Linked DNA regions of Homo sapiens: region 2 is linked to region 1. Evidence: chromatin contacts called from ENCODE Hi-C data. All regions are on one chromosome and are shown on one strand. Each heading gives the region's core, a stretch centred on a gene start or an enhancer-like site at or near the end of the contact. The rest is flanking DNA. Distances are from core to core; before and after follow the strand shown. Region 1 holds the start of SOWAHC (sosondowah ankyrin repeat domain family member C). Region 2 holds the start of ZC3H8 (zinc finger CCCH-type containing 8).

What was found. A loop is a pair of places that touch in the nucleus more often than their neighbours do. Pooled maps may share reads with other maps.
Region 2: a map with no recorded cell type shows a loop between it and region 1 (6-fold over the local background). The contact joins the promoter of ZC3H8 here to the promoter of SOWAHC in region 1. A Hi-C loop is called at or near these places in 1 of 37 single-sample maps with no recorded cell type and 4 of 50 pooled maps.

The regions. Positions count from the first base shown.
Region 1 is chr2:109,610,889-109,616,678 of GRCh38, reverse strand. SOWAHC (sosondowah ankyrin repeat domain family member C) reads right to left here and starts at 2,315. Exons shown (of 1, transcript NM_023016.4): 1 at 1-2,315. The coding sequence starts at 2,189. The coding sequence ends at 612. SEPTIN10 (septin 10) reads left to right here and starts at 2,713. Exons shown (of 11, transcript NM_144710.5): 1 at 2,713-2,881. The coding sequence starts at 2,852. It also overlaps a transcript of RANBP2 not described here. RefSeq lists silencers at 2,262-2,431, 2,692-2,941, 2,972-3,061 and an enhancer at 2,914-3,823.
Region 2 is chr2:112,252,444-112,258,233 of GRCh38, reverse strand. It overlaps ZC3H8 (zinc finger CCCH-type containing 8), which reads left to right and starts at 3,192. Exons shown (of 9, transcript NM_032494.3): 1 at 3,192-3,326. The coding sequence starts at 3,253. RefSeq lists a cis regulatory region at 1,208-1,459 and a silencer at 3,010-3,219.

The DNA.
Region 1 (5,790 bases), core at 1,066-3,565:
TAATTTAACTGCTACTTACAATACACATAAAATACCAAGAAGATTCCCATTTTATTCACATTATTCTCTAATTAGTATTTTTGCATTTCAACTTTGATCTGACCTTCAGTAGTACCTTAAAATGCAAATGCAATTAGTAAAAACGGGGCAGCCTGTCGTTTTCACACTTAGAAATACAATGTAGTTTCATTACAGTTTGCATTTTTTTGTTACTCTTGAAAGAGTAACCCCTTATAAAATCAGATACATAAAAACTGCATTATTCCTTACTTTGCAGGCATCCAGGAATGGTTAAAGCAAAGGAACTCTCATTCATTAATTCATTCATTCTGTTCCCCCAATTTAGATACATTTCTAGTCTCCAGAAACGGACTCCAGGGCAGGGAAGTGGAGGGCAGAGAAGAGGTACAGGTCAAGGTATGATGAATCTCTGAAAAAGACATCCACTTTTCCCAGAAGGCTAGCCTGAAGAGAACTCCGCCCCATCCATTCCGATCCCTCAAGTAAGAATGCATAATTTAGCTTGTCCTTCTGGTCTCACTTCCTTACAACACCTAGTATTCAATTTATTAAGACAAATAAACCTTTGCATTTTCTAAAAGAAGCAATTTTTACCCAAATACATTGGACTTTGGTCTCAATGTGAAGGGCGAGTGGCCTTTAACAGGTCGTTCCTCCCCCACTCCCTCCTCCCCCCTGCCCTCCAGCGGCTGCTCTGGGTCCCTGAAAGAGGGTGTGGTGTGGACGATCTGGGTTCTGAATCGGATTTTGTTGAGTCTGGGTTTTATACGTCCACTAGAGCTGCCCGAGGCTTTGCGCCCTGGATCCTTGGCTTTGCCTCCGACCCACCCCTCAGCCGAGTGGTGATGGTGGTGATGGTCCCCTCCATCTTCTAGGGCGTGTGAGAGTTTGTAGGTGATGAGATGCGAGGGAAGCACCTTTGAAAGCCTCCAGCGCCCGCCGCCGCTACCCGCGGCGCTTTCCCCGTCACCCTCGTCCAGGGCTCCCACCAGGTTCTTGATCTCCTCGGCGATGCTCCGACTCAGGTACTGGGAGGCCTTTTTCCCACTGTAGTCCCTGATGTCCACATCGGCGTCGTAGGCCCCCACCAGCAGCTTCACCACCTCCACGTGGCCGTGCATGGCTGCCAAGTGCAGGGCGGTGTAACCCCCGCTCGTCCTGGCGTCGATGTTCACCGGCAGCTGGTGTTTGTTGGCGAAGTTGACTAGCATGGCCAGAAGCTCCTGCCTGCCGTGCTTGGCGGCCCAGTGCAGGCAAGTGAAGCCGGTAATGAAGTCCCGCTTGACCAGCAGGCCGGGCTCGCAGGTGAGCAAGCCCTCCAGGCTGTCCCACTTGCCATCGGAGGCAGAGAGCATCCACGCGTGCTCCAGGGGGTCCAGCGTCACGGAGCCTCCGCCGCTGCTCTCCTCCTCCGCGGACGACGAGGCCACCGATGCGCTGTCTGAGTCGCCCCCGCCTCTGCCGCGTCCTCCCCCGGAGGAGCTGCCCGGGCTGCTGCCCCCGGGACACACGCTCCTCTTCAGCTGCGGGGAGCTGCCCATCACCAGGTCACGGAGGTTCTGGCGGGCCGGCCTCTGTGCGGTAGCCCCCACAAGGGAGCTGCCCCTGTCCGCCTCCTCGCAGCCATGTGGCGGGAGCTCCAGGTCCTCGCTGGGCCCCGGGGCTGGAGTCCGCGGTAGGGGCTGCACGTCGCGCCGCGAGTTCTTCCTGCGAGCCCCGGCGCTCAGGGGCGGCCAGTGCGCGGGGGCGGGGGGCTCTCCCTCGCCCAGCTCGCGGCCCTGTCCAGGGAGCGACTCCGGGGCCGCCGCGTCGGGGAGCCGATCGCGCGCCTCGGGCCCGGCAGGGCCGTCGGGGGCCTCGGGCTCGGCGGTCACCTGGATTCGCGGCGGGTCCCCGGAGGGCTCGGACGGCCCTTCACAGAACCTCTTCTTGAGGTGCACGTACTTGGCGCCGTCGGCGGGATCGACGCGCACAGTGGCCACGGCGTTCACCAGCTCCTTGAAGTGCGCGCGGGCGCGGGCGCGCTGCTCCGGTTCGCCGCCTAGGGCGCCCCTGAAGTGCTGCACCAGCTCGGCGTGCAGGGCCCGGCCCCCGCGCTCCGCCAGGAAGCGCAGCACCGCCTCGGGGCCCAGCGCCGCCTCGGGGCCCCACTCTGCCGGCCCCTCCATCCTCGACCGCGCTGCTCCCCCGCCAGCGGGCGGCTCAGCGCGGTCCCATAGCGACGGGCTCCCAGCGGCCGGCTCCCGACGGCGGCGGAGTCTGGCGGGCTCAGCGGGCTGCCAGCCTACGCGTCTGAGGCCAGAGGACTCGGCCACCGCCTCACTGGGCCGCGCCCGGGCGGACACGCCCCCCGCACCCCCGCCCCGCGCCCACGCCACCAGGCCACGCCCACTTCCGCTCCCCGCTGTCTCGGCCACACCTACCTAGGGCGGCCTCGCCTCAAGGCCCGCCCACTTCCGGCCTCGCGAGGGCCGCAATCACTGCTCCGCAGTTCCCGCCTGCATTCCTCGCGCCGTCTTCCTGGAGTCCCAGCTCTCCTTCAGCCCGCCCCAACGCTGACGCTCAGTCCTCAGGCGTCGAGGGTAGCTCCTGTGAGGGGCTCGCTTGGCGCAGGCAAAACGCTCAGCGCGCACCACAGGGCGTCCGCCCCAACCCCGCCCCCGGAGGCCTCCAGCTCGGCCCCGCCCCTGTCCCTTCCCCGTCGCGGAGGCAGCCTAGCCTCGCGCCCCGCCCGTTGCTTCTGCCCTCCGGCCTTCCCGCCGCCGTCGCCGGGACCAGCCGCTCGGGGCCGGGCTGATACAGCCGCTTCACCGTGCCCCTGCCCGCGACCATGGCCTCCTCCGAGGTGGCGCGGCACCTGGTGAGTCCCGCCGACGCCGGGGCCCCAGCCCCGCGCTCCCCGGCCCCCGCGGGACTTCCCGCCCTCGACCCACCGGCCCCCTGGTCCGGCCCGGGATTGTGACCCGCGCCCCCTCCGGCCCCGCCCGCCCAGTGCTCCCCGGCTTCCGCGGCGGCCGGGCGCCTGGGGCGGGAGAGGAGCCTCTGCGGAGCCTGGGCGCGGCCGGACCCCGGTTCGCGGGGCGCGGCGCCAGCGTCGGGACGGTGGGAGAGTTCTTGAACGACTTCCCGGTCTTTGCCAAAAGTTACATCCACAGCGGTGTTTGTGGGTCTCTTACGGCTATAACGGAGTTGAAGGCGCAGTGCGGACTGATTGAATAGCGGTCATCTTTTGCAGCCGTGAGCACTTCCGAGCCTCCCTGCCGCCGGGAGAAAGCCCGGCTCCCCTGGCTTTTCAAAAGCTCTCCCGTTTTATCCGATGGTGTGGTCGTCCAAGTTTTCCTCCATTGGGATTTTAAACCGTTTTTTTCCCGCCTTGACTCTTTTGTACTCTAAAAGAACGCGTTTGTTCACTGTTTTGAACCTTTCCAGTTACTTTTGTAGATTTATCTCGCTTGTTAGTAAGCCAGCGGTTTTCCAAGTGTGGTTACAACTATTTTCGTTAATAGTACCAAGGTCGTGTACATCGAGTTTTCCAAAGGCTACATGGTATGGAGTGATCTCACCGCCGTTTGGAGGCCCGATGCCTGTGTATTCTTAAAAACAAATTCTCCCTTTTAATTTTTGATAGTAAACATTGGTGGTTTTCATCTGTGTAAACAAAAGCTCTTTGGAGGCTGGAGACCAAAAAGTTTGAGAACCACTCTACTAAGCAACCTCCTACATGAGAAGTTTAAATTGTAGAAACAGTTCAGATTGCAGGCTGAGAGATTAGAGGATCCGTCCAAAGTGACACCGTTGGTTTGTTTTATAGAACCTGGACAAAGATTTTTCTCCCTGATTCAGCCCAGGTCTCTTTTCATTCTATCGCGTATTTTTTAAAAATCTCAAATTTTCTGTCTGGACCCCCTTGTCTCAGTTGCTGTGTTTGTGTGCATGTGTGAGTGAGGGAAAATTGAGGGGTCCTGGTGAGGAAAATGTGTTTTATAAATTCTTTGATTCATAGATTACGTATCCAAACAAGCTTGAGCAGAAGAGAACACTTCATTTAGCTGATGTTAGATTTATTTTTAATTGTACTTAATTTGCTTTGAGGCTAACTTTACTTATTTTCGAATTAAACTGTATTTTGCGTTAATTGTAGATTAATATGCAGTTGTAAGAAATAATACAGTATAGTGAGAACCCTGTACCCTTTATCCACCTTTCCACAATAAGATCTGGCAAACCCATAGTACGATATCACAACCAGCATATTGTCATTGATTGATACAGTGAAGATAAAGGATGTTCCCAGGACCAGGAGGATCCCTTAATGCCTTTTTATAACCACACACACTTCTTTCCTGCCCTGCCTCCTTCTTAACCCCAGACAATCAGTGATTCGTTTTTATTCTTATAATTTTGTCATTCCAAGACTTATATAATGGAATCACCCAGTTAGTAACCTTTTGAGATTGGATTTTTTTTTTTTCAACTCAGCAAAGTTCTGGAGATTCATCCAGGTTGTTGCATATATCTGCAGTTTGCTGGGGTAGTATTCCATGGTATGATTGTGCCACAGTTTGAAGGATATCTAGGTTGTTTTCAGTTGTTGGCTATTGGCAATAAAGCTGCTATAAACATTCATGTACAGTAACTCATAATGTAAGCATAAGTCTTCAGTTCTTTGGGATAGATGCCCAGGAATACAATTGTTGGGTCATATGGTAGTTGCATGCTTAGTTTTGTAAGAAACTGCCAGACTTTCTCAGAATGGCTGTATTATTTTGCATCCCTACCAGGAAAGTATGAGAGGTCCAGTTTCTGCACATCCTTACCAGCATTTGGTGGTGTCCTTATTTTTAATTTAGCCATTCTTATAGGTATATAGTGACACCTCATGGTGATTTTAACTTGGATTTCTCGTATTGTCACCCAGGCTAGAGTGCAGTGGTGCCAAGATGGCTCACTTCAACCTCAGCCTCAATCTCCTGGGCTCAAGCGATCCTCCTGCCTCAGCCACCCCAAGTAGCTAGGACTATAGGTGTGCACCACCACAGCCGGCTAAATTTTTGTATTTTTTGTAGAGGCAGGGGTGTGACCATGTTGCCCAGGCTGGTCTCAAACTCCTGGGCTCAAGCGATCCTCCCGTCTCAGCCTCCCAACATGTTGCCTATTTTCTAGTTAGATTTTTTTTTTCTGTTGGGTTTAAAGTTTTTTAGGTATACTAGATTCCAGTCCTTTCTCAGATATGTGATTTGAAAATGTTCTCTTTCAGTCTGTAGTTTATCTTTTCATCTTCTAACAGGGTCTTTTGCAAAGCAAAAGTTTTCAGTTTTGTTGAAATTTATCATTATTTCCTTTTATGGATTGTGCTTTTGGTGTCAAGTTTAAGAACTCTTTGCCTAACCTTAGATCCCAAAGATTTTCTCTTATTTTTTTCCTAAAAGTTTTATAGTTTATGTTTTACATTTATGTTATGACCCATTTTGAGTTAATTTTTCTGTTAGGTGTCAGACTTAAGTTGAGGGCCATTTTTTGGCCTATGGATGTCCAGTTGCTCCAGCACCATTTGTTGAATAGGCTCCCTTTCCATTATTGAGTTGTTGATGCACTTTTGTCAAAAGTCAGTTGAGCATATTTGTGTGGGTCTGTTTCAGTCTGTTTCTGGGTTCTCCGTTAGCACGCAGTCTTGATTCCTGTAGCTGTGTAAGTCTGAAATAAGGTAGACTGATTTCTCCCACTTTATTCTTCTCTCCCCCAGATTTTTAGCTATTCTAGTTCTGTGCC
Region 2 (5,790 bases), core at 1,943-4,442, 2.6 Mb before region 1:
TTCTTGCCCAGGCTGGAGTGCAATGGCGCGATCTCGGCTTACTGCAAACTCCGCCTCCTGGGTTCAAGCGATTCTCGTGCCTCAGCCTCCCAAGTAACTGGGACTACAGGCATGCGCCACCACACCCAGCTAATTTTGTATTTTTAGTAGAGACGGGGTTTCACCATGTTGGCCAGGCTGGTCTCAACCTCCTGACTTGAGGTGATCCACCTGCCTCAGACTCCCAAAGTGCTGGGATTACAGGCGTGAGCCACCACACCTGGCCCAACATTGATCTTCTTATATCCTCTGTGGGTCACGAATCTGCGAGCTGCTTAGCTGGGTGGTTCTGTCCCACAGTTTCTCACGGGATTGCTGTCGAGATGTCTTCTGGCTTGCTTAGTGCTGGGAGATCTGTTTCCAAGGTACCTCACCCACATGGCTGGCTCTCCACAGGCTGCCTGAGTGATTCATGACATGGTGACTGACTTCCCTTCATGCAGATGATTCAAGAGAATAAGGCAGAAACTACAATGTCTTCTTATGACCTCAGAAATCATGCATCATCACTTTTGCCACATTGTATTTGTTAGAAATAAATAAGTAAATCCTATCCACATTAAAGAAGAGGGGACTAAATCTCCAACTTTTGCAGGGAGAAGTGTTAAGGAATTTTTGAACACATTTTAATATGACCACACCATCCACTGATTTTTTTTTTTTTTTTTTGAGATGGAGTCTCACTCTGTCTCCCAGGCTGGAGTGCAGTGGCGCAATTTCAGCTCACTGCAACCTCCGCCTCCCGGGTTCAAGCGATTCTCCTGCCTCAGACTCCTGAGTAGCTGGGACTACAGGCGTGCGCCAACCCGCCCAGCTAATTTTTGTATTTTTATTAGAGACAGGGTTTCACCATTTTGGCAGGATGGTCTCTATCTCTTGACCTTGTGATCCACCGGCCTTGGCCTCCCAAAGTGCTGGGATTACAGGTGTGAGCCACCACGCCCAGCCCCATCCACTGATTTTTAAAAATTTCAGTATTATATTTTTTATTTCTAGAAGTTCTACTTGGTTACTTCTCCCCAATTTCTCTATGACACTTTTTATAGTTTCTTTTTTATTAGTTAGATATTACTATGTAGTAAACTACTTAAAAACTTAGTGGCTTAAAACAAGGACCATTTATTTATGTGGGTTAGTAATTTGGACTGGGATCATCTGAGAGTCTTTGGTTCTCTGCAGGACTCCATCATGTGTGTGCTCAGCTGTATGTTGCCTAGGAGGCTTTGCTTTTAGGGTTTTGCTAGCTGTTGACTGGGTGTTTTCGCTGTCCTCCATTAGCCTTATCTTCTACATGCCTCTCCCTTATCGTCAGCAGGGTAGCCTGAGTTTATTGTCCTGAAGAAGGCAGGCATATAAGAGACAGCAGACACATACAAAGCCTCTTGGGGCCTTGGCTTGGTATTGGCAGGCCACTTCTGCATTCTACTAGCTAAGACAAGTCATTCTATCAGGCAAAATCAACTCAGATTAAAGAGGAGGTGAAATAGATCCTACCTCTTTATGGGAGGAGCTGCAAAGTCACATTGCAAAGGACATGGATACAGGAAAGGTTGGAGAAATTGGGGCCTTTTTTGGCATCAATCTAACACAAACATATGTAGCCTTTTATATAGTCTTTGTCTGAAAATGCTAGTGTCTGATGCCTTTGCAGGTCAGATGTTTTAGCTGCTTTTTACCTACCAATCTAATTTTCATTTGTGTCTGGTTATCTTTTGCTGTATGTTGGATATTTTATATAAAAAAGTGTGTATGGTAACAATTTGGGTTCTATAATAATGCTTCCTGCTAAAGAGGGGGTAATTCTAGTTTTTATCTCCTTAATTCAATTTTTTCTCTGAATTTTTAGTAATGATTCATGTTCCATAGGTGATGGCCTACAATATAAACAACATGGGAAAGTAGAATTTCCCTGGGGAAGATGTCTGGCTTCAAATAGTTCCCTTCACTAATCGGTAAAGGGATCCTGATTCATGCCAAGAATCAAACACTCCCTTCACTTACAGAAGCAAGTCAGGTTCTCTATCACTGGCCCAACCTAGGGTTTGAGCCTTCCTTTCTACAGGTCCCTTAAATGGCATTACATTGAGCAAAACTGAGCAATTTCCTGTTCTGCAACAGCATGCTCTATTTTCCTGCCTTCATACAATTCTCTCTACTTGGAATGCCCACTTCCTCTTTTCCTATGGAAATATCTCAAGACCCAGCTCAAATACTCCCTTCTCAAGAAGCCTTCCCAACTGGATGCAATTTTTTCCCTCTTCTGAATTCTCTTAGTATTTGGTACTTTTTAACGGACTTTTCTGTCTTGAGGTTACTTGTGTATTCATTTTAATTCCCATTCAATTGTAGAGACCCTACAAGTTACATTACCTGACTACACATCTGTTTATTCATTTCAAAACTGTGAATGGTAATAGAACATCTTTTACAGGGCTGTTGTGAGGATTAAGTTAGCTAACATGTGAAACGCTATTTCTAAGGAATAGTAGTGGAGTGCTCAGATAAATGTTAGCTGTTACTACCATCCCTTAGAAATACTGTGATTTTGATGGAAGAGTTTTCACCAAGGTGAAAGCAGAATCCTAACAACTAATTTTAAAAATTCTGGGCTGGGGCCGGGCGCGGTGGCTCACGCCTGTAATCCCAGCACTTTGGAAGGCTGGGGCGGGCGGATCACGAGATCAAGAGATCGAGACCATCCTGGCCAACATGGTGAAATCCCGTCTCTACTAAAAATACAAAAATTAGCTGGGCGTGGTGGCAGACACCTGTAGTCCCAGCTACTCAGGAGGCTGAAGCAGGAGACTTGCTTGAACCCGGGAGGCGGAGGTTGCAGTGAGCCGAGATCACGCCACTGCAGTCCAGCCTGGACGACAGAGCTTGACTCTGTCTTTAAATAAACAAACAAACAAACAAATAAATAAATAAAATAAACAAAATTCTACTATCTGAGGTAAAGGACGAAAAAGCTTACAGAAGGGCAACCACGGCGGCGCCTGCGCAGAGCCGAGGCGAAGGAGGCAGGGAGAGACCCGGCCTGCCCAGAGTCGCGGAGGGCGGTGCAGCGCATGCGCGGGGCAGGTGAGGCTGCGCGGGGCGGAGCCTGTGGCCCTGGCGCGGCTCTGGGTCCGTCTCGTCGCGTCCGGGTTGTCACTCTCTCGGGTTGTTACTCTGTAGCTTCCCGGCTCGCGAAAGGGAGGACCTGTCTGGGTCATGGATTTTGAGAATCTTTTCTCAAAACCCCCCAACCCGGCCCTCGGCAAAACGGCCACGGACTCTGACGAAAGGTGATCCCATATCTTTTCATCTTTTGAATGCAGGGGCTCAGCGGGACTCCGCCTCTTAGTTTCTTCTGGATTGGAGGCAGTCCGGGGCCACGTCCGGGCCGCGTCGCGAGGGCCCGTGGGGAGCACGTGGGCCGGCCGGGCGCCACCGTCTGACCTATAGAGGTCGTGCGGGGTCCGGGTGGGAGCAGAAGCTGAACGCGGGGCTCAGGCTTAGGCCGTCAGGGCCGGGGCTGTCGAGAGCCTGGGCGGGGGAGCGGGGTGGAGGCGAGAAGGCTCCGGGATGCGCCCCTTTCTCTGCACAGCAGCGGGTGAGGAGCCCGCCTCTGTGGTCCCGTAGCGTCTGTCTTTACCGTTGTTGCCTGTTTCCACGAGACCGTAAACTCCCAGAGGACACTGATGTGACCTTTTTCACTGACACCTCCTAGGTTCTTTTCTGTAGAAAGGATGAAACCACAAGTTTATTGAAAGGTAAAGAATAGGCAATACTCTGCCATTAGTCCACTGATTTGCATGGAAAGACCCTAAAGACCACAATAAAGCAACAGACGTCATTTGGACTTAATATTTCCATTAGGTTGGAAAAGCAAGTGAGACTCTTGGTCAGATGGCCCTAATTTGTAGATTATATTTTTGGAGCAGTGTCTAGTGATTTGAAATGCTAAAAACCACCATCTTTGTTCTTAAACCTACGTCTTTTATTTCCCTCAACTGAGATATATTTCCAGTTGTGATTGATTTTACCATTCGATATTGGTCAGCTGTTCACTCTATCTCAAATTTTACCTTAACTGATCATCCAGAGCTTTACCTTGTGCTTTACATGAAATAAATCACTTAATCCTCAAAACAAACTTAAAGAGAAGATGATGCCGTCCTCGTTTTACAGATGGGAAAACTGAGGCACGGAGAGGCTAAATAACCTGCCGAGATTGCACAGTGTAAGTGGAAGAGCTATGTCCAGGATCCATGATTTTATCACCAAGCTTCTCATGCAAAATGACTAAAATTTTAAAATAAGCCCTATAAATATTGGAAAGAGACAGATACACTAATTACTTGCAGATGATATAATTTACTAAGAAAAATAACTGGTACTAATTGATATGTTATAAAATACATAAGAATTCATCACACAAAAAAAAGATAATAGCAACATTTAAAAATCCGAACAGCAGCTATCAGTTTCAAAGTGTGTTGGACACAAGCTCCATTCCCCAAAACTTGACTGCAATACATAAAAGACACTTGGAATTTTGCCAAAATGATGGGTGAAGGATGGTATGGAAGTATGGTGAGCTGTCCATATTATTTGCCCATTTTTCTCCTTTTTGGTCTTTTTCACATTCTAGGATCTCTTATCTGCGAATACTTTACTCCCAATTGTCATTTGTCTTTGCCTATGGCATTATTTTTCAATGTAAAAAGGAATGGGGATGTTGTGGTTTGGTTTTATGCAGTCAGATGAATCAGTCTTTTCTCATATGGTTTCTGGTTTTTTTTCCGAGTAATTTGTGATGGGAATACTTCTCATTCATTCAAAAAATCGTATTGAGCACCTGCTACGGCCTTGGGGATATAGTAGTAAATGAAGAAGAGATGAAAATTTCTGTACTAATGAATTTACATTATTAGGGGAAGGGGGAGACATACATAAATATATCATATTTTAGGTGGTACTAAATGCCCTGAGAAAATGAATGAAGGGTAAGGGGAAAATAAGCACTGGTGGGATGGTAGGGAGGGAGTAGTTTTGTGGGTTTTTTTTTTATTTTTTTGAGCAGAGTCTGGCTCTGTCGCCCAGGCTGGGGTGCAGTGGCGCGATCTCGGCTCACTGCAAGCTCTGCCTTCCGGGTTCACACCATTCTCCTGCCTCAGCCTCCCGAGTAGCTGGGACTACAGGCGCCTGCCACCACGCCCGACGTATTTTTAGTAGAGACGGGGTTTCACCATGTTAGACAGGATGGTCTCGATCTCCTGACCTTGTGATCTGCCCGCCTTGGCCTCCCAAAGTGCTGGGATTACAGGCGTGAGCCACCGCGCCCGGCTGGGAGGTGTAGATATTTTAAGAAGGTAGATAAGGAAAGCCTCACTGATAACATTGGTAAGTTTTAAAAATCTGTGTAGGGACCTGAAGGAGGTGAGGGGGTTTCATAGTCCAGAGGGGTGGAGAGGAGTCTGTATAAAGGTCCTCAGACGGAGTGAGCTTGGTGTGATTGGGTTAGGGGAGCAAAGTGGCCAGGACAGCTGGGGTGGAGTAAGAGGGACTTGGAAGTCTGCGAGGTACTGGGGTAGGGTTAGGGGAGCCCAATCATGGAGGAACTGGTAGGTGCCGAAATAAGGACTTTGGCTTTTACTCTGAATGAGACAAGAGACCATTGGAGGGTTTTTCAGCAGAGTGACATTTGAAATATTTTAGCAGGGTCATTCTAGTTGTGTTGAGAGTAGAATGTAGGGGTGCCAGAGC